Regions from separate parts of the Homo sapiens genome. Here region 1 is linked to region 2. A link is a loop called in an ENCODE intact Hi-C map of the cell type or tissue named here. Cell type or tissue: OCI-LY7. All regions are shown on one strand. Links, peaks and the distances in the headings refer to the core of each region. The heading gives the core; the rest is flanking DNA.

Region 1 (10,061 bases), core at 2,062-10,061, 76 kb before region 2:
AATTTATTTTTCTCTCATCTTTTTTCCATAAGCTATTATTTATTAAGTGCTAACTATGTATACAAAAGACTCTTGGGAGGCCAAGGCAGGCAGATCACGAGGTCAGGAGCTTGAGACCAGCCTGGCCAACATAGTGAAACCCCATCTCTACTAAAAATACAAAAATTAGGTGGGCCTGGTGGCACATGCCTGTAGTCCCAGCTACTCAGGAGGCTGAGGCAGGAGAATTGCTTGAACCCTGGAGGCAGAGGTTGCAGTGAGCTGAGATCACGCCACTGCACTACAGCCTAGGCAACAGAGCAAGACTCCGTCTCAAAAGAAAACAAAACAAAAACAAACAAACAAAAAAACAGGTAGTATCTCATTTTATCCTTATAGTAACCCTAAGAGGTGGATTCTGATATTCCCTCCATTTCTATAGATAAGGAAACAGGCTTGGAGAAGCTGAGTAACTTGCACAAGATCACACAGCTAGTAAGTAGCAGGGAGAGGACTGGGACCCTAGGTATGATGTTAGAGTCCCAGTTCACTGTCACTTTATTTTTATACTTTGTCCACTTAAAATAAAAACCAACTTTATTTAAAAATAATGTTAGACTTACAGAAAAGTTGTAAAAACAGCATACCCTGCATATCCTTTACCCAGCTTCCCCACTGTTAACATCTGGCGGAACCATAGTGCAATCATCAAATGAAGGAAATTAACTTTGGTACAACACTATTAGCTGAATGACAGGCTTTATTCAGGTTTCACCAGTTTTCCCACTAAAGTCCTTTTTCTGTTCTAAGATTCAATCTAGGATTCCATGTTGCATTTAGTTGTCAGGTTCCCTTATTCTTTCCTAATTTGTAACAGTTTTCAGTCTTTCCTGTCTCTCAAGACCTGCGCACTTTTGAAAAGTATCATTCACTTTTTTTTTTTTAAATGGAACTCGATTTGGGTTCATCTGATATTTTCTCATAATTAGATTGAGATTGTGCATTTTGGCAAGAATATATGTTGATAACAATAATATGTCTTACTGGTAATATTAACTTTGATACTTGGTTAAGATGGTGTCTGCTAATTTTCTCCATTGTAGAGTCATTCTTCCCTTTGTAATTAATAAACATCTTGGGGGAGATACTTTGAGACTATGCAAGTATCCTATTTCTTCTCAAAGATTTTTTGGTTAAAAAAATTTTGTTATTGTGGTAAGATGTACATAAAATTGAACATTTTAACCATTTGTAGGTGTACTGCGGCATTACGTACATTCACATGGTTGTGCAACTATCAGCACCATCCTTTTCTAGAAGTGAAACTCACCTTCTCCAACTGAAACTCTGTATCCATCAAACACCATCTTCCTCTTCCCTGGCAACCTACCCTATGTCTCCATGAATTTGCCTACTGTAGGAACCTCATATAAGAGAAATCATGCAGTATTTTTCTCAAAGTTCTGCCCACTTATTTTAGCAACCATTGACAGATCTTGCCTACAATTTTTATTATGTTCTAACGGTGATTTTCCATTTCCCACTCCTTCTGTTCATTCGCTTTTGAAGGCACTGAAATCTTCCTTTGATTCACTGAAAGAACAACCAGTCAAGTTTACTCTAATTCTTGAAGAGAGAGAATTAGCAGAGAGTCGTTTTAATTGCTGTTTTCTGGGAGAAAGGAGTAGGCCTATTCCAGGCTTGTGCATCAGAACCAGTTACATAATCTGCAGGGTGCAATGTTTAATGAAAATGTGGGGCCCCCTTGTTTAAGAATTTCAAGATAGTGAAGCAGAATGGTAAACCAGCTGCAAAGCCCTTCTGGGCCTTATACTACTGCACACCTGTGAAGCCAACCCTCTTGTGCAATTTTCCCTAGCTTCTTAGGACCCCTCACCTACTTGCTCAGCCTGCAGGATCCTAAGGACATGCAGCTGTGTCTGAGGGTTGGCCATCTCTAGAAATCTCAAGGAGACCCCCTCCATGCTATCGTTCCCAAGGCAATCAGGAACGTAAGATTACTCTTATTCTGTGTAAGTTTTTCTTTCCCAGCTCCATTCAGATGGGAAAGAGACTCACTGCCCCTCTTTAACTGGCCCAGCACTAGACTAACTACAGTCCCCATCTAGGCTTCTAGTCTGAGAAATCACAGAGCAGAAATCCCACACGCTCCCAGACTCTTACCACAATGGAGGTCAGGTCCTCACTCTCAAAGCGGCTGATAGCTTGGTCCAAGGATTTATACATGGCGGCAGAGATGCGCTGGGTAATGAGTCTGTTCAAGTCAATTGATCTACCCAACAGCTGGATGAAGAGAGAGAGAGAAAAGTTACTTAAAATTCACACTGGCCAGGTGCAGTGGCTCATGCCTGTAATCCCAGCACTTTGGGGGACCAAGGTGGGAGTGAGACTGCCAGGTGGGAGGGGTTTCCTGGAGAAACTCCAACCAGCCTGTCCATTGAGGTGGAGCCTCGGGAAGTTTATGATGTTTGCAGCAGGGAGGAGCCTGGCCCCTCCTCTTCTTGTGTGGAACCTGGGATTCCAACGGCCTGGCGGGAAGCTCTCTAGCTGAGGGACTCTGGCCTTGTGAGAGTCCCTGTTTCCCTCCTTTTTTTCCCTTTTCACCCAATTAAACCCTGCTTTACCTACCCTTTAAACAGTCTGCAAGCCTAATTTTTCATGGTCATGGGACAGACAAGAACCCCATCTTTAGCTGAACTGAGAAAAAGTCCTGCAACAGGAGGATAGCTTGAACCCAGGAGTTTGACACCAGCATGGGCAACACAGTAAGAATCTGTCTCTACAAAAAATAAAAAAAATTAGCCAGGTGTGGTGGTGTACGCCTGTAGTCCTAGCTACTTGGGAGGCTGGAGGTGGGAAGATAGCTTGAGCCCAAGAGTTTGTGGCTGCAGTGAGCTATGACTGTGCCACTGCACTCCAGCCTGAGCGACAGAAAGAGACCCTGTCTCTTAAAAAATAAATAAAGATTCGCGCTGACACCTGACAACTACGTGCATGCACCGATAAGAAACTGGATTAAAATTACAAAGGACATAACTGGGACGAATGGGAACTGTATTTAGAAAGTAGTATTGTCAAATTTCCTGAGTATCATCATTCTATTCTGTTTTTATAAGACAACGTCCTTGTTCTTAGGAGATATAGGCTGAAGCATTCAGGGGTGAAATGTCATGATTTGGCAACTTAAACTCTCAAATAGTTAAGAACAAAAGTATGTATATTCATCCCCCACACACAAACATACGCACTGTATAAGTGCTAGAGAGAAAATACATACATGAGAGAAAGAATGTGAACTAAATATGGTAAAACATTAATAATTGCAAATCTGGCTAGGGGATAAATAAGTGTTTATCGTATTATTCTTTCAACTTCCCTGTAGGCTTGAAACACAGGAAGTTTAGGAAAAATACGATTCACTCAGGCTGTGGGAAGAGGTTCAGGGTAGGCTCTGGCTTCCCATAAGTGTTTCTGCTGACATCCCAAATTTAGCCCTGGGGTTCTTTCTGCCATCTTTCTTGCACTCAATTCAGTCACCAGGGCACAGCAGCTGCCTCAGCAAGGGCCCACATTGTGCCTTCATGAGGGAAAATTTAAAAGCAAGAGGATGAAGGTCTGATTACAGAATGGAAAATATAACTTAAGGTACTTTCCACTGGGGTACACGCGGGCATTACTGCAGCTGCTATGTAGATAGCAATGAACATTTGTTGAGTACCTGCTGTGTCCACAGCACTTTGCTAGGTGTCAAATGATTATTCTTAACTATTTTATTTTTCAACTTCTCTTTTGGCATCAATTTTCTACCAACTGACCAGGGCCCCTTATAGCCATCTTATGCACACATAAAGCCCTCAGTATTTAATATCCTGTGGCTAATTCTGGCTGCATTGTAACCGATAGCAGTAATCTTCTGAAAGGGTGAAAGAAAAGCTCTCATTGAGCCCCTGTTGTTGACAGAAGTACAAATTCTATTTTTCCCCCCTCTTAATGATTCTCCATCTCCCTTGGATTTCTCATAGTAATGGGAATGTCCAGGGTTTCTGAGATGAATTCTTTCCTTTTCACCTCTGGCATGATCTTAGCCTCAGCCTGGCCCTTTCACAAAGACCAGGACCACATAATAAGCACACAGACGTCACAGCATAAAGGCCATTTTGCCACCCGCTTGGCCAACAGCAGGGCTGTAGGAGGAGGGCTCGACATCTGCTGGGGCATCTCTTATGCTGTCTGTCTGCCTCACATTAATATTATTAAATGGGGATGTTTCTCAGTTCCCAGCAACATCTCCTCTACATATAGGGTCAAATGTTAATAGAAACCAACTCTGCACACAAAAAACCCAATTTCTACCGTGGATTTGCCCTGACATGCTTTCATTTCAAAGGCGCCACAGTCTTCCTCACTTAGACCGGCACTTGGGCCCTGTTCAGGGACAGATTTACCCATCTCTAAGTGGCAGTCCCAGCTGAAAAAAGTGGGCTGCAGGTTATGATGAGAAGACAAAGGCTTTGGTTGCCATAACTTGTCAGAGGTTGGCTATAGATGGGTGGAGAAGCCCAGAACTTGAGCCAAAGGAAGCCCAATGCCTCTTTATTGTTTATGAGATCCTGAGGCTGTGCTACACCCAGGCTCGGAAATCCACACTGGCAACATGCCGGGCAGACAATACCCAGGCCTGATTTCTGATCTCTATGCTAACTTCGCAGCTGCTCTCTCCTGCCCCTTCCATCTCCAAGGTGGCTTCTGCTCCCCATACCTGGACGTGTCTCTGCTTCAGCAGTGTTTCATAGCGATTGGACGGTGGATACGGAATGATGACGCCATAATTCTTACACTCAGCTCGAAAACGTTTATCCAACAGGACACTGCAAGGAATAAAAGTGAAACAAGGCCAGTAAACAGATTGTGAATGACTCTCAACTGCCCAGATACATCTATTTCAGATCATAGGATCTACCCACAGAGCACTATCTTATATAACTTAAGTAAAATTGTTTTCTGCTCTAGACAAGTTACGTCAAATTTCTTTTCAGTCACAGAAGCTCAATATGTGAAACAGAGTTTCTAAGTTAAAGATGGGCAACACAGAAGTTGAGCCACTTTCCTCTTTTATTCATTTACTGCAAAAGCAATTGAGTGCCTGCTTGGTGTATCCCAGGAAACATTCTGGGTACTGGGAATACAAAGTTCCTGTCCTCATGGAGTTTATATTCGAGTGAGGAAAGACTGATAATATAAACACAAACAGAGGAATGGAATAATTTCAGATAATAGGTAACAGTTGCATAGTGTTTATTATTTCCCAGGCACTTTAAACACAAACACACACACACACACACACACACACACACACACACACACACACATTTTAAATCTCACCACAACCCTATGAGCTGAGAGTGTTACTATCTTTCACACTGAGGCATGGATTGCAGAGGAGAAGTGCTTTGAAAATAAGAAAATGGGATCATTTGGAGTTAGGAAGTCCAAAGTCTCTCTAAAGAAGTTTTGCTAAACAGAGACCTGAATGATAAAATTGGAAAGATCTAAGGGAACACTATCATTTACACAACAAGCTTGGTTACATTTAAGAAAAGGAAAGATGGCCAGTGTGGATAAAGTATAGTGCAGGTTGGAGAGCATGGTGCAAAATGAATTTATAACATGAGACCAGGGCCAAACCAGGTAGGGCCACACAGGCCATAGTAAAGTGGCTAGGTGTATTCTAGACATAACTAAAAGGCACCAAAAGGTTTTACGCAAGAAAGAGACACCATCTATATTTACACTGTCCAAAGTAGTAGCCACCAGCCACATGTGCCTACTGAACACTTGAGATGTGGCTGGTCCAAATTGAGATGGGCTGTAAACAGGATTTTGAGGACTTAGAAGAAAAGAATGAAAAATCTCTAATAATGTCTATATTGAGTGTATGTCAAAATTATAATGTTTTGGATATGTGGGGTTAAATAAAATATATTATTAAAATTAATTTCATCTGCTTCTTTTTCCTTTTTAAAATATGTCTGCTAAAAAATTTAAAATAACATCTCTGGCTCATATTTGTGGCCACATGGCATTTTGAATGAACAGGACTGACCTAGCTCATGGTTTTCTTCCTGGGCTTTCCCTGAATCTCTCAACCTCCTCAACTTCCCACACTTTAAAAAATCACTGATCTTACAGGGAAGGGTGTAGATAAAAGCCCATATGTCTGAAGAAGGAAGACCCAGGGTTCGACACGCCTGAGTCTGTTTATATAGATGATGGAACAGTGTATTTGGAATCAGAATTGTCTTACAGAAGCCAGAAACTCAACTCACTGTTAGAACCACATCCCATTCAATCCACAGATGCCTATTGACTACTTTGTGAAAGGCTGTGTTCTCTGCTTTCCTTGAAATCCTACGTGCATGCTTTCAATACTTTACAGCATTTAAGAGTCGCGTTATTTAATGCACATCCTGTGTTAACAGACACTTGTGTGTGCTGCACATCAACTCCTCTTTGAAATATATCAGGGCTACTTTGGCTGTTAAAAGCAAAATGAAGCAAATCCTTTTCATAGAAAAATTATTAAAGTAAGGAACTATCCTTGAAATTACTGGTTGGTATGTTTGGATTTCCAATAAGAAAGGAAATACCTATATATAAAATTTGAGGTTTTCCTCGATCAATGCTGTTACAGGTCCTTGAAACCCAAGAACTCACGAGGGTCTGAATCAACATATACTGGCAATACCAAGGAGCCTCTAAAGCTTGATACATCTCTGATCCAGACTTCTTCACTGGCCTCCTGTCTGGTTTGCACACACCCATTCCTCTCCAATTCATTCTCCATACATTTATATTTTTAAGAGAGTAAACTTTCAAAAGTAAATAAAAATCGAATCGGGTCACGGTTGTACTTTTGAAACCATTCGGAGGCATTCCACTCCCGGGAGAAACAGCTACAAAGCTGGTGTGCTCTGGCCCTGCCCACTCCCCAGCCTTAGCATGCAGCTTGCCCCCTCTAGTGGTGGTGAAGAGACACTGACATGTATTAATCCACAGGAATCCTCCCACAGCCCTGTGAAGTTGGCATGCTGTTATCATCATACTCCCACCGCAGGGTCCTTGCACAAGCAGTTCCTTTTGCCTGCAACGTCCTGCCCCATCCTTCACCTCGTTTTACTTCCTTCACTCCTACCAACTTCAGATAAGAACTCAGATGCCACTTCCGCAAGATGGCCTTTCTAGTTCCCCGCCCCCAAAGGTTTAACCATCGTACATTCCCATGAGCTTTTCCCTCACAGACAGCATGTAACCTCCTTGTCACTGTGCATTCATCGGCTTTTAGTCGATGTCTGTCTTTCCTGCTGGACTGCAGGCTGTGTGAGGTTAGCCCTTTATCTGCCTAGTTTCCTTTCCACTCTATCTCAGCACCCAGTCCGGGTCCGTGGAATGGCTCTGTTTTCCTAAGGTGCTAAAGAAGAAGGGAGGTTTCACAACAGAAAATCATGTCTTCTAGGTGGCAGTCTTAAGAGATTGCTACTCACAGCTCTGGGGCTTTCCTACCTGCCAGCCATGGCTTTGTAGTAAGCAAAGATCTGGTCTGCCAGCTTGTAGACAAACTGATCAAAACACAGGTTCACCTGGTGGAGAGGAAGCAGGAAACATCACTGGTGCCCGTTCAGCTTTATGACAGAAACTGAGCCAACTGAAAGACAGCAGTCAGGCAGGATTGCCCAGAGTGCATTCTGGGGAAAGACGCTTTGAAGGGGAAAAATATTCTGTGGCTAAGTTTGGGAGATTTGGTCCCTTGCTCTCAGGGTCCTCAGTCAGTGAACAGACAAGTCAAAGTTCAAAAAGGACCCAATCTCCCCACGGCCCCTCTCCTCAGCTGTTTCGAGGCCGCCTGCCTGGAGGGATGCAACAGACAGACTGTCAGAACCCATCAGTGCTCAAATTCGTCCGCTAACTCGGCAGCCTCCCCATCCATCTCTTCAGATGGATGTTATTTTCATTGTATTTTTCTTTGATTTGCAATTTTTTTTTTTTTTGAGACAGAGTCTTGCTCTGTCACCTAGGCTGGAGTGCAGTGGTGTGATCTCGGCTCACTGCAACCTCCGCCTCCCGGGTTCAAGTGATTCTCATCCTTCAGCCTCCCAAGTAGCTGGGATTACAGGCACCCACCACCATGCCTGGCTAATTTTTGTATTTTTAGTAGAGACGGGGTTTCACCATGTTGGCCAGGTTGGTCTCGAACTTCTGACCTCAGGTGATCCACCCACCTTGGCCTCCCAAAGTGCTAGGATTACAGGCATGAGCCACCACATGTGGCCACAAATTTGTTTATGAAGTTGATAGTCACATTTAAAAGCGCCTTCCTTCAAACTTTGCTTACATAACTTTGGTTTTTAATGAATAAAGTCTTGCCATTTCAGGGTCTCATCATCAGTGATAGACTGTGATGCTCAGGTGGGAAGATAATTCACACAGACATGAAGAATCAAACCAAATATTTCAGAAATGGCAAGAGCAGGACATGACCATGAGATGGGGCAAAGGCAGTAGCTAGGTAAGAGTCAAAGGAAACAGATCCTATTTACTGTCAGATTTAATATTTTAAGTCTTTCATGTTTAATATTTATGTGATTAACCTTTGGTCCTTTTTTCACCAGACTCTTGGCTCCATAAGGTTAATGATTCAAAAAGCTTTCAGATCTTTCATCTCACACCCTACGTGGTATGCAGAACACAAAACCCCAGCGCTGTGTTTAGTGCTTTCCTCAGACCCAGGTCACCGAGGCCTCTGACCTGCACTTTGAGCTTCAAGGGTCATCAGCGGACCTCCCTCCAGGCAAAGAATCCATAAGGTCAAGGTGGGCGTGTGCACTCAGGCCCCATTCTCCCCTTCTAGAACCAGTTCTGAGAAGCCTTCTACAGGCGGCTCAAGCCTCTTCCAGGGCCACGTGCTCTCTTCCCTGGCTTCCCCTCTGAGGGTGGACTCCACTATGGGTGTGTGTGACCCTAGGGTTTAGGTCTAGCCAAGGGCCACTGTTTTTGAGCAGAGTTGGCAGGCAGAGCTTGGGTATTTATACACATGCACATGAAGCCCTTCATGGTGCAGCACAGAGTTTGTGGGTGGGAAGAGAAAGGCAGCAGGCCCTGAGCTGGGTGTCTCAGTTTGTACTTCTGCCCTCAGAGGTTACACAGGCCTTCTGATGGCCATGGTTACAGAGATTCCTCTCCAGAACAAGTCACTGATACTCCTACTTCATGCTAATAGCAAAAGACTGGAAAAGTCCGGAATTTGGAACAAGATTAAAGGAGCAAAAAGAGAAGCACATCACTTGCCTCAGCTTCTATCTCATCGTACAGGAACTGCTTTTTAAACTTGGTCAGAGCATAGTAGGCGCTGTCGTTGTACAGATCCAGAGGGTAGAGGACATACCTGAAGAGGGAAAAACACAGCCAGCCGCTTGCTAATAACCCCCCTTAAGGAAGACAGCTTTATACTTGCTTGGGAAATAGAAACAAGTTCACAGTCAGGAAAAGACCATCTTTCATCCCTCTCTTACGTTCCTTGAGCCTCCACCGCTTAGAAGCAACTTACTTTACAGTCAGTCCAAAGAAAAAGTCCAGGGTGCAAATAAAACCAAGACTTGTAAAAATTCATTTGGGACTAAAACACATCAGGTAGCAGTTAAGAATACAAGCTACCTGCTCCTGAGATGATTCTTTTCTGAGCATAGCTGTTATGAGGCTGACAAGGCATAGGAAGGGCAGTTGGGCTGGGAAACTTCAGAATTTATCTGCAAGGCTGAATTAAATGATTCTGTCTGGCTGAGCTCTCCCTGTGGTGGGACATATGGCCTCATTTCTTGTCAACTCAGTGCTTCCTTCTGGAAAGAACGGATCTCCCTGGCAAACTGCCCTCTACTTGTACCCCAGGAGCCACTTGCTGGCCCAATCCTGCCTCTTACTCCATCATGGAAGGTTCTTTGGTTTCCAGGATATGGTCCGTTAGAATCCAGGGCATGGACATCTCGATGGGGAACTGGATTCGTCGGCCC
Region 2 (10,155 bases), core at 1,325-9,324:
GGGAAATAAAGGGTTAGGTTCCTACAAGCCCCTGCTCACCACGCTTTTGTCAACTAATCAATACATAACCTTGTTTTATGCATGTTTCTGTTAAAAAAAACCCTTATTTATATATATTATTGATTTATTAACATTGAACTCACAGTCAACAGTACTATAACTCATCCCTCATTAAACTTATTGAACTAACAGCTTTCTTGCAGTTAGGAACACTAGACAGCATGTCAGCACTACATTTGGGGGCCGTTTTATTTATTTATTTATTTATTTATTTATTTATTTATTTATTTATATGAAGTCTTGCCCTGTCGCCCAGGCTGGAGCACAGTGGCGGGATCTTGTCTCACTGCAACATCCGCCTCCCAGGGTCAAGCGATTCTCCTGCCTCAGCTTCCCAAATAGCTGCGACTACAGGCATGCACCACTACACCCAACTAATTTTTGTATTTTTTAAGTAGAGACAGGGTTTCACTATATGTTGGCCAGGCTGGTCTCAAATTCCTGACCTCAGGTGATCCACCCACCTTAGCCCCTCAAAGTGCTGGGATTATAGTTGTGAGCCACTGTGCCTGGCTGGGGGCCATTTTAAACAGCAAAATCACCAGAAAAAAAGTACAGAAATGCAGAAAATGTGTCACTAAATAGACTGAGAAAAGCCACTTGTTTGCAGCATGAGAGCTGAACGCCACTCTGTTTGACCTCAGTTGGGAATGTGTATATGGAGCAACGCAAAATTTTTACTGCTCCACACTTTGGCATGTCATGAATGACTGCAGGAAAAGCCTCCAGGATTGATTTTAGGGTTATAAACAAATTTTATCCAGTAGACAAATTTACCAATACAGAATCTACAAGCAATGAGAATCGATTGCATTGGTTTATGTGTTGAGCTTTTTCACTAGGCTGAGCCCTCTTATAGGAAGGATTGGTGTCTGTACTAGGTATCTTCTCTTTGTCTCCCCAGATCCACTCCACTCTCTCACCCTGCACTCTGGTCCTGGAGACTGACCTCTATGGACTACCCTACTAGGGCTCCCTTGTCCTCTGCGTTCAGTGGGATTTGACCAATAGAAGACCCAGTTGATGGGAGAAAGGAAGGAGAGTGAGGCAGAGTATTGATGCCCCTGGCTTCCTCCCTGTGATGTTGCCTTGGGTTTCCTCTGTCCCTTACTAAAGGTCTTCTCCTTTAAGGCAGCACTCTCCAATATTCTCCTTCCATATTTAAATGACCACTCTCCCTTGTTATCCCTTCAGGCCTAGGGGGTGATAACTACTTGTTTCAAGCTACTCAAGCTGCTATAACAAAATACCTTAGACTGGGTAATTTATAAACCACAGAAATTTATTTCTCACAGTTCTGGGGACTGGGAAGCTCAAGACCATGGCGCCAGCAGATTCAGTATCTGGTCAGGGTTTGCTCTCCGCTCCATAGATGACACCTTGTTGCTGTGTTCTCATATGGCAGAAGGGTAAAGGGCAAAAAGGGACTACCTCCTCAAACCTTTTCATAAGGGCAGTAATCTCATTCATAAGGGCAGAGCCCTCACGGCCTGATCATCTCCTAAAGGCCCCACCACTTAATACTATTGCACTGGAGATCGTTTCAATAGGAATTTTGGAGGAACACAAACATTCAAACCATAGCATGAGTGCCCCGCTGTGGTTTTCCTCTGTACCACTTTCTAAGGTTCTCCTAAACTGAACCACACAGTTTTAAATAGTCCTTTTGTCAAAAAGCTCTCCTCGAATTATACTAATTTGATTGTGACGTGCTTGGTCCCTAACTGATGAGATATCTTAGTCATCTTTTTAGATCATGTACCTAACAAAGAGTCATAGTAGATGAATGGTAACCATTTATGAAATAAGTAAATGAACTCTAAAACTCCGTCTACCACTCATTGTCTGTATGACTCTGTTATACTACAAGCCAACTATACATTGTACCTTGGGGAGAATCTCAAAGTCATTGCAGACACACTCTTACACAACCATACACACACCCCTAGTGCTGGTACCAAGGGGTGGCTCTGGGAAGTGAGCCTCAGTGCACCAAAATTTCAGCACCTTCCCCATTAAAGCCCACGCAAATTAATATCTATTCTAAAGTAAAACCATGTGCTTACTGTTCAAATGCAGCTTCCACCCCTAGCCCTCTGTTCCTGACCAGGCCACCTTCCCAAGCCCTCTAATTGGGAATCTGCAGCTCTTTCTGCACCTGATGATGCACATACTCCCTGTCTTGCTGAATGAGGTATTTCTGTCTTTTCCTCAAAAGGGTGGCCTTAGGTGTTGGGAGATTCTGAGAAGAGCAGGGTCTGCAGGAAAAATCCTCTGAGAAGCAGATCTGTTCCTCCAATCTGCTTTTGACTTTCTCATGTGGATGATTTGGCAGTGGGATTCAAGCACAGAGGTGAGTTCTAGGAAGGACTGCATGGAAGCCTTGGGCTTTCTCTTCCATGCTCAGTGGTTGACTGGCGCATGACCTGGCTCCTGCAATGGAGCTGGGCATTTGGTGGACTGAAAGGCACAGAGTGCTCAGCACACCAAAACTATAACCACCCAGCCTTTATATTACTGGGGTTTTAAGAAGGAAAGCTATTTTATTGCTATCTAAAGTGAATGACGTACTCCAAATTACAATTTCCATATGTCACCCACACAACAGATGACAGTGAATGATTAGGAAAAATAATATGGTACTGTGAACAAGGCAAAGATAATCTCCAAATTAGTTTCTTTTCCATTGGCTTTGCCTTTCTCAAATCCATTCACTATGCTGCTGCCAGAATATATTCTTAAACACATCGCAAATTTGACCTTCTCTTCCTGTGCAATGACATCTTTTCTACCTATAGGGTGAAATTCCAACTTCTTGGTCTTTTAAAGTATAGTTCTTTCATAGATTTATAGATTCAGTTTCAATTTACCCACCTCTTCTATCATCCTTACCCTTGCTGAGAAAATAGACACACACACACACACACACACACACACACACACACACACACACACACAGCGCGCACGCGCATGCGCGCATGCTCCAGCAATAGTGAACTGACAATAGCTTCCCAATACTTCCTGTTCTCTCTCTACCTGGAAAGTATGTCTCTTACTTCTGCCCACTTACTTACCTTATAACTCATAAATTTATCTTCAAAACTGGCTTAGACAGTATATCCTCGCGACAGTGCTTCTTAAACTTTAATGTGTATACGATTACCTGCAGATCTTGTTAAAATGACAATTCTTGCTCGGTAGGTGAGGAAGAAGCCTGAGAATCTGAATTTTTCACAACATGGTGATGCTATTGCTGCTGGTCCAGGGACCACACTTTGAGTAGCAGGGCTCTAAGAAGTTTCCCTTGATGTCATCCTTTCCCTGATAGATTCCATCACTTATTCTGGGCTCTTCTCTTCTTTGACCACAGTTTTTTGTTGTTGCCCTAATTGTTCTATTATAATTTTATTTCTTCATATGTTTTCCTTTTCAATCAGACTAGGAATTTTTTAGAAGTAAAGACTATGACTTTTCCATCTTTGTTTTCATGAGGATGCATACACTGAACTGTGTGCATGAACCATAGGAACGTTTGATATTTACTTGTTGAATGAATGTTGTTCAATGATATGTAATCTTTAATTGTCTGTGGAAAATGAAACAATGTAACCATTTTTACTTAAGGAAAAGTTCTGAGAGTTTGCGATTTAAATAAATATGGAACCGAGGCCCTATGCACCATATTTATTAAAATGCAGCTTTAATATTGCTATATTCAACTTTTAACTCTGTGTGCTCTACAAAGGATAACAGGTATTTGTAACATTTTTATTTTGAACACTAGCAGTGACTGTACATTAATAAATATGCATCTGATCCAAATATAAATACATAGTCTCAAAAGGTACAAAATGCAAAATCTACGAAATAAAACTAGAACCAAAACTCTGTATAAGGGAGTTCTCTACAAACACAGGGGACCATTTAAAAAATGTGAGAAGAGAAAAACCAGGCAGGAAGCCCATTTTGCGGGATAGGGCACCAGGAGGTGAAGAATGTACACATGTACAGTTGAGGATTAGATGAATCTGAGCTTGAAAAAGGTAATACCATGCACAGGGGAATTTTCTAAACCAAACCACAGAGATCAGTCAATTCCAATGTTTTCTTTCTAGACTGAATGTTCCAGAAATCATCTCTAATTAAGGATCCCAAAAGATAATGTACAAAATTCTAAAAAGTAAACAGAGATAATTTTGGATAAGCTGAGTAAAATCATCTTCTGAATGACAGAGTTTTATCTTGAGGCTCTCCACTTCACAATAATTATAATTAAAAATTATGCATCTGAATCTCAAGCCAGTCAAAACGTCACATGATTTAGAAAGAGCCAATTGCAACACCATCCTCTCTTATATCAGGGAATGTCCCTCCTCATGAAGTGTTCAAGAAGACTACAGCTGAAAGTTGGAATGATAATTAAAGGAAGAACTCATACTTCTACAGAAGAATCTTTTAAAGTTGCTTTGAAGCTCGTCTATAAATGGCTTCAAGCAACATGACTGGTTGGTTGTGAGAATTAAAGGGTCATTAACTGAATAACTCCAAAGTCATTAACATGACCAAGGTAAGGATACAGAATAGGAAAAGGAAAATCCTATTCCAAGTTGGAGGGCCATGCCATCAACCACAGTGGTCTGTGCCAGAGCAACACTATTCGCTAGTGGTTCTATACTGACTTCTTTACTGGCTTTCCATCTTTGTATTTATTCCCTCTGCAATCCGTTTCATTTTCAGTAGAAGCCAGTGTCGAATAGGAATAAAGAATCTGTGTATTGCGGTCAGACAGATTTGGGCTAGAATACCAGCTCTAGACTTTCTAGTTCCATCACTTTGGGCAGATGTCTTGGCTTTTTAAAGCCTCAGTTACATTATTTGTAAAATGGGAATAATAATATTACCTCATGGGGATGTGAACCCAGGGTGAACAGAGATTTTGCAGGGAAGTCTCCTAGCTCAGTACATATTCACCTTGCATATAGAAGTGCTCAAGCCAGAGTAGGCACTCTCATGCCTCTTGGAAGCACCCCAGTCAGTGCCTGACTGTTTCCATCCTGATGGTTTGAGCAAAAACAGACTCTTTATTTCTCTCCTAGAATTTTAGGAGACTTGGAGTCTCAACCTTAAAATTGCTCAACCCTAGGGCCTAAACAAGTTTCAATTGCTCGCCAAGGGAACATTGACCAACACAATGCTGCCCTCTGTTGATGAGGATCGGATAGTGCAGAGAGGGGGGGCTGATTCCCAGAGGCTGGAAAAAAGGATGTTTTTCAGAAGTAATCATTTCTTCTCAGGATGCTGGTGGAAGCATTCTGTGCAGAAGAGGAGGCATAGTCACCTGCACAGCTTGGTATAAAAGATGAGCTTGGTATAAAAGAAGAGACCTAAGATCTCTTCTTGCACCACATGGTTCTCCACCGTCAGAGGTTCTCTTGTTCTGGTGCAGACATCAGATACCCAATGCTCCAAGCATGGGACCTGAACTGTTCACCCCAATCCATCCAATGGGTCTCGCCATGCTCCCTTCAAGGAGAGAGGTAGCAGCATACTCTGTAAAACCTCATAAAGCTGCTTCTCAGAATATCCGGCCTCCTGTGTGAGCAGCTGCTCTATCATTCTCTACGGCAGGAAGCTGTGGCTGACAGCATCACAGCAACAGAGCACACTCACTCTAATCTTACTTAACTCACCAGTTTTCTTGGAAAAAGACTCATGCTCTTTGTTCCCCTTGCCTCCATATCCTGGGATACTGTGTTGTTGGGTCAAATAAAAAGTCCCTGGAACCATAAACTTTAGATTCATGTTAAAAATAACAATAAAAATAGCAATCTGGGTCTTACTCATGTCTCTCTCTGTTGCTAAGAAGTGCAAGAATGCTGTCTGAAAGCTGTCAGGTTGAGGTTTGTGCACCACATGTGACAAGAGGCTAGAGGAAGGGCAGAGACATCACTCCTGTTCTGGCTCAGCTCCCAGCTTGGTGGCTGACCCTCCAGCTGTGGCTTGACTGCCAGCTGTGGTCAGGATGCTGCTTCCATGGTGACTCAGGGACTGATGCCACAGGCCAGGCTGCCTCTGGAGGGTCCTGGGCTGGTGGCAGCTTCTAATGCTCTATGGAATGAGGACATATCCTTCCTCCATTCAGGATCTGCAGCCCGTGGCCTGGTACTCAGTCTCTACTAAAGTCCTGATTCTGCAATTTCAGCCAGTTGACGCAGCAGTCTGGAGAAGGCTGGCCGATCTTCTGGTCTCTGGAGAGGGAAAAAAGAACTCTGTAAGTTCCTTGTACTTATGCGTCATAGGTAAATCCAAAACAAACCAGAATTTAATAGCAGCATCCCCTGTGGATTTTTGTATGTGCTTCCATGTTGACTGTATTCCATATACATTGTCCTAGTTGTTAACAGCAGGTATTCTGGAATCCAAGGGACTAGTGTTTAATCTCAGTTTTACCACTAATTAGCTGTGTGACATTCAGCAGGTTATTTAACCTCTTTGAACCTCAGTTTTGTCATTTGTAAAATGGAGATAATAATAGTATCTACCTCATGAAATTGTTTTGAGAATTCAATAAATCACATATAAAAATATATCAAGAAATTAATGCTAAAGAACACCAAAAAATGAAATATCTGGGTATAAATCTCAGAAAATATCTACATGATCTAAATGAGAAAAAATTAAAAATTCTAATAAAAGAAAGCAAAGAAGATCTAAATAAATGGACAGATATTCCATGTTCATGGACAGGAAGACACTATAGTGTTAAAATATTAGTTCTTCCCAACTTGACTTATAGATTCAATATAATCCTAATAAAAATTCAGCAAGTTATTTTTTTTAGATATTGACAAACTGACTGTAACATTTATACGGAGAGGCAAAAGACCCAGAGAGCCAATACAATAATGAAGAAGAACAACAAAGCTAGAAGACTGACCCTACCTGACTTTAGGACTTACTCTAAAGCTACAGTAATGGGAGAGGATGGTGCTAGTGAAAGAATAAACAAACAGATTAATGGATCAGCCCAGATATAGATCCATATAAATATAGTAAACTAACATTTAACAAAGGAACAGAGGAGAAAGGGTATAGTCTTTTCAACAAACAGGGCTGTAATAATTGGACATCCATATGTAAAACAATGACTCTAGTCACAGACCTGACACCTTTCAGGAAAATTAACTCAAAGTGGATCATAGACCTAAATGTAAAATGCAAAATTATAAAACTTCCATAAAATAAAAAGTAACATAGGAGAAAATTTGGGTGACATTGGGCTTGGCAATGAGTTTTTAGATGTAAATCAAAAGCACAATTCATGAATAAATAAGTTGATGTTGAGCTTTGTTAAAATATTTGAAAAGTCTTCTCTGTGAAAGACACTGTCAAGAGAATGAGAAGACATGCCACAGACTAGGAGAAAATTTTGCAAAACACATATCTGATAAAGGACTTGTATCCAAAATATACAAAGAACTCTTAAAACTCAACAATAAGTAAACAAACAACCTGATTGAGAAATGGGCAAAAGATCTGAATAGATATTACCAAGAAGATATACAGGTGGCAAATAAGCATATGAAAATGTTCTTAACATCATATGTCATTAGGAAAATGCAAGTTAAAACAACAATGTAATATGACTACACATCTATTAGAACCACTGAAATCCAAAACAATGAATGCTAATAAGGAACTCTCATTGCTGGTGGGAATGTAAAATAATACAGCTACTTTGGAAGACATTCTGGCAGTTTCTTAAAAAGTTAAACATAGTCTTACCATATGATTCAGCAAGCATACTCTTAGGCATTTACCCAATTGAGTTGAAAATTTATATACAAAAATCTGCACATAAACATTTATAGCAGCTGTATTCATAATTGTTTAAAACTGAAAGCAAGCAAGATTTCCTTTGGCAGGTAAATAGATAAACAAACTGTGGCATATCCATACAATGGAATATTATTTAGCAATAAAAAGAAATGAGCTATCAAGCCAAAAAGACATGGAGGGACCTTAAAGGCATATTACTAAGTGAAGGAAACCAGTCTGCCTGAGCACTCACACTTATAATCCCAGCACTACGGGAGGCCTGAGGTGGATTGATTGCCTGAACTCACCTGGGCAGCATGGCAAAACCCTGTTTCTACCAAAAATACAAAAAATTAGCTGGGCCTAGTGGCACATGTCTGTGGTCCCAGCTACTTGGGAGGCTGAGGTAGGAGGATCGCTTGAGACTGGGAGGCAGAGGTTGCAGTGAGCTGAGATTGCACCACTGCACTCCAGCCTGGGTAACAGAGTAAGACCCCATCTCAAAAAAAAAAACAAAACCCCACAAACCCAAACAAACAAACACAAAAACTGAAAACAACCAAGATTTCCTTTGGTAGGTAAATAAATAAACTATGATATATCCATACAATGGAATATTATTTGGCAACAAAAAGAAATGAGCTATTAAGCCACGAAAAGACATGGAGGGACCTTAAAGCATATTACTAAATGAAAGAAACCAGTCCGAAAAGCCTACATGCTGTATGATGCCAATATATGGCATTCTGAGAAAGGCAAAACTATGAAGACAGTGAAAAGATCAGTAGTTGCCAGTGGTTTGGGGATGAGGAGAGGGATAAATGGGTGAAGCACAGGAGATTTTTAGTGCAGTAAAACTATTCTGTCTGATACTATAATGATGGATACATGAATTTGTGAAAACCTACAGAACTCTACAGCACAAAGACTGAACCTTAATGTAAACTATGAACTTTAGTTAATGTATGAATAGAGGTTCACTAATTGTAACAAATGTATCACACTCATGCCAAATGTTAGTGAACAGGGAAACTGTTCAGGTGAGGTGGGCATATGAGAACTCTGTACTCTTTGTTAAAAAATAAAGACTATTAATTTAAAAAAATCAATAAATGATGGTTAAAAGAGGGAAAAAGTGCCAACTGAATGTCAGCCATCATTATTATTATTGTAGCTAATCCTTATGAAGTGGATAAGATTTGTTTTATGCCCTCCTTTATGTCTCTATTGTTTCTTTGTTTCTGATTATAAAAGCTCTATGAACTCACAGACCAAGCATTATTTAATTCTCTTAACAGTAAGAAAAAGGAAGTTCAGAGAATTGTCAAAGATTAATGGCAAATAAATGGTAAAGCTGAGACAAAATCCTAGTGTTCCAAATTTTTTGTATTCCACCTTGTTGTCGTACAATGATCAGAATTTTTATTAATTCTCTGTTTCAGCAACTTTCCACTTTGGCTGAAATGTATGATTTTCTAACTCAGCAAAGACAGCAAAGACTAAGACTCATAGTGATGGGGCTCAAGCCATGGCCTGCAATCCAAGGTTGGGGTAAATGAGCCACCTGGGCGGGTACAGAGGAATTGGCTCCCCATTTTAAATGCAGAATGAATAAAATGAACTCAAATTAAGCCATTTTAATATTTTCATAGTGCAAGTGAACTTTGTTCCCCAAGTTATAGAACTAACTTCCTGTGCTTTTAATGGTTTTATGATGTTACAGACTTTTTTTCTCTTCTCAGAAAATCGAGAAGGAAGCTGGCATAGGCCACACCCCATCCTCCTCTCTGAAGCTATGCTTATAGCTTGTGACATTATGTAGCAAACCAAATAATATTTAAGGTCGCCTTCAGCTCCTTTAGGGATGGGGGATCTATCCCGTTAACAGATCCTCAAAGTCATGTTGTTGCTAATCTATATTAGTTATCCCTCCTGCCTCATCCTTCTGAGAGGGTTCCTTTCTCTAGGGAAGGAGGGAGGTCCTCAAATTGTATACGACAATGCATGGGGAAGCACTTCCTCCACTGACCTCTTTCCAGCAGTGATTCATAATCTGGTAGACGTGTGTGGAGGCCAGCCGGGGCTTGTACAACCGAAATCCGGTACTGATGTCTTCCACCACCTCTGAGTTGCTTCGGTTTTCATACGGGATTTTGCCTTCACTGAAAACTTCCCACATCAGCACACCTACAAGAAATGGTGAGCACAGCACAGTGAATGACAAAGCCCACAGACAGCAAACAAACCAACCTGCCTCTAGAAATTACAGACTCCTTG

The links. Peaks named below come from ENCODE experiments on the same cell type or tissue, not always from the same donor. Only the 100,000 strongest peaks of a DNase experiment are listed, where the experiment ranks them.
Region 1: a loop joins it to region 2, with 4 times the contacts of the local background. A loop is called at or near these places in 73 of 110 quality-filtered maps.

The regions. Positions count from the first base shown.
Region 1 is chr5:157,325,549-157,335,609 of GRCh38, reverse strand. CYFIP2 (cytoplasmic FMR1 interacting protein 2) reads right to left here. Exons shown (of 31, transcript NM_001037333.3): 17 at 9,972-10,061; 18 at 9,343-9,439; 19 at 7,561-7,637; 20 at 4,760-4,868; 21 at 2,164-2,283. Among named protein-coding and RNA genes, the nearest start is that of FNDC9, 15 kb to the left of the region's middle. In OCI-LY7, for the core only: CTCF peaks have their summits at 6,789 and 7,009 (motif pointing left); a DNase peak (open chromatin) is centred at 7,019.
Region 2 is chr5:157,248,760-157,258,914 of GRCh38, reverse strand. It overlaps ITK (IL2 inducible T cell kinase), which reads right to left. Exons shown (of 17, transcript NM_005546.4): 16 at 9,908-10,065; 17 at 3,730-6,308. The coding sequence ends at 6,237. Among named protein-coding and RNA genes, the nearest start is that of CYFIP2, 12 kb to the left of the region's middle. RefSeq lists enhancers at 5,430-5,479, 5,870-5,929. In OCI-LY7, for the core only: CTCF peaks have their summits at 5,071 and 5,274 (motif pointing left); DNase peaks (open chromatin) are centred at 5,234, 5,654 and 5,974; H3K4me3 peaks cover 459 bases; H3K27ac peaks cover 796 bases.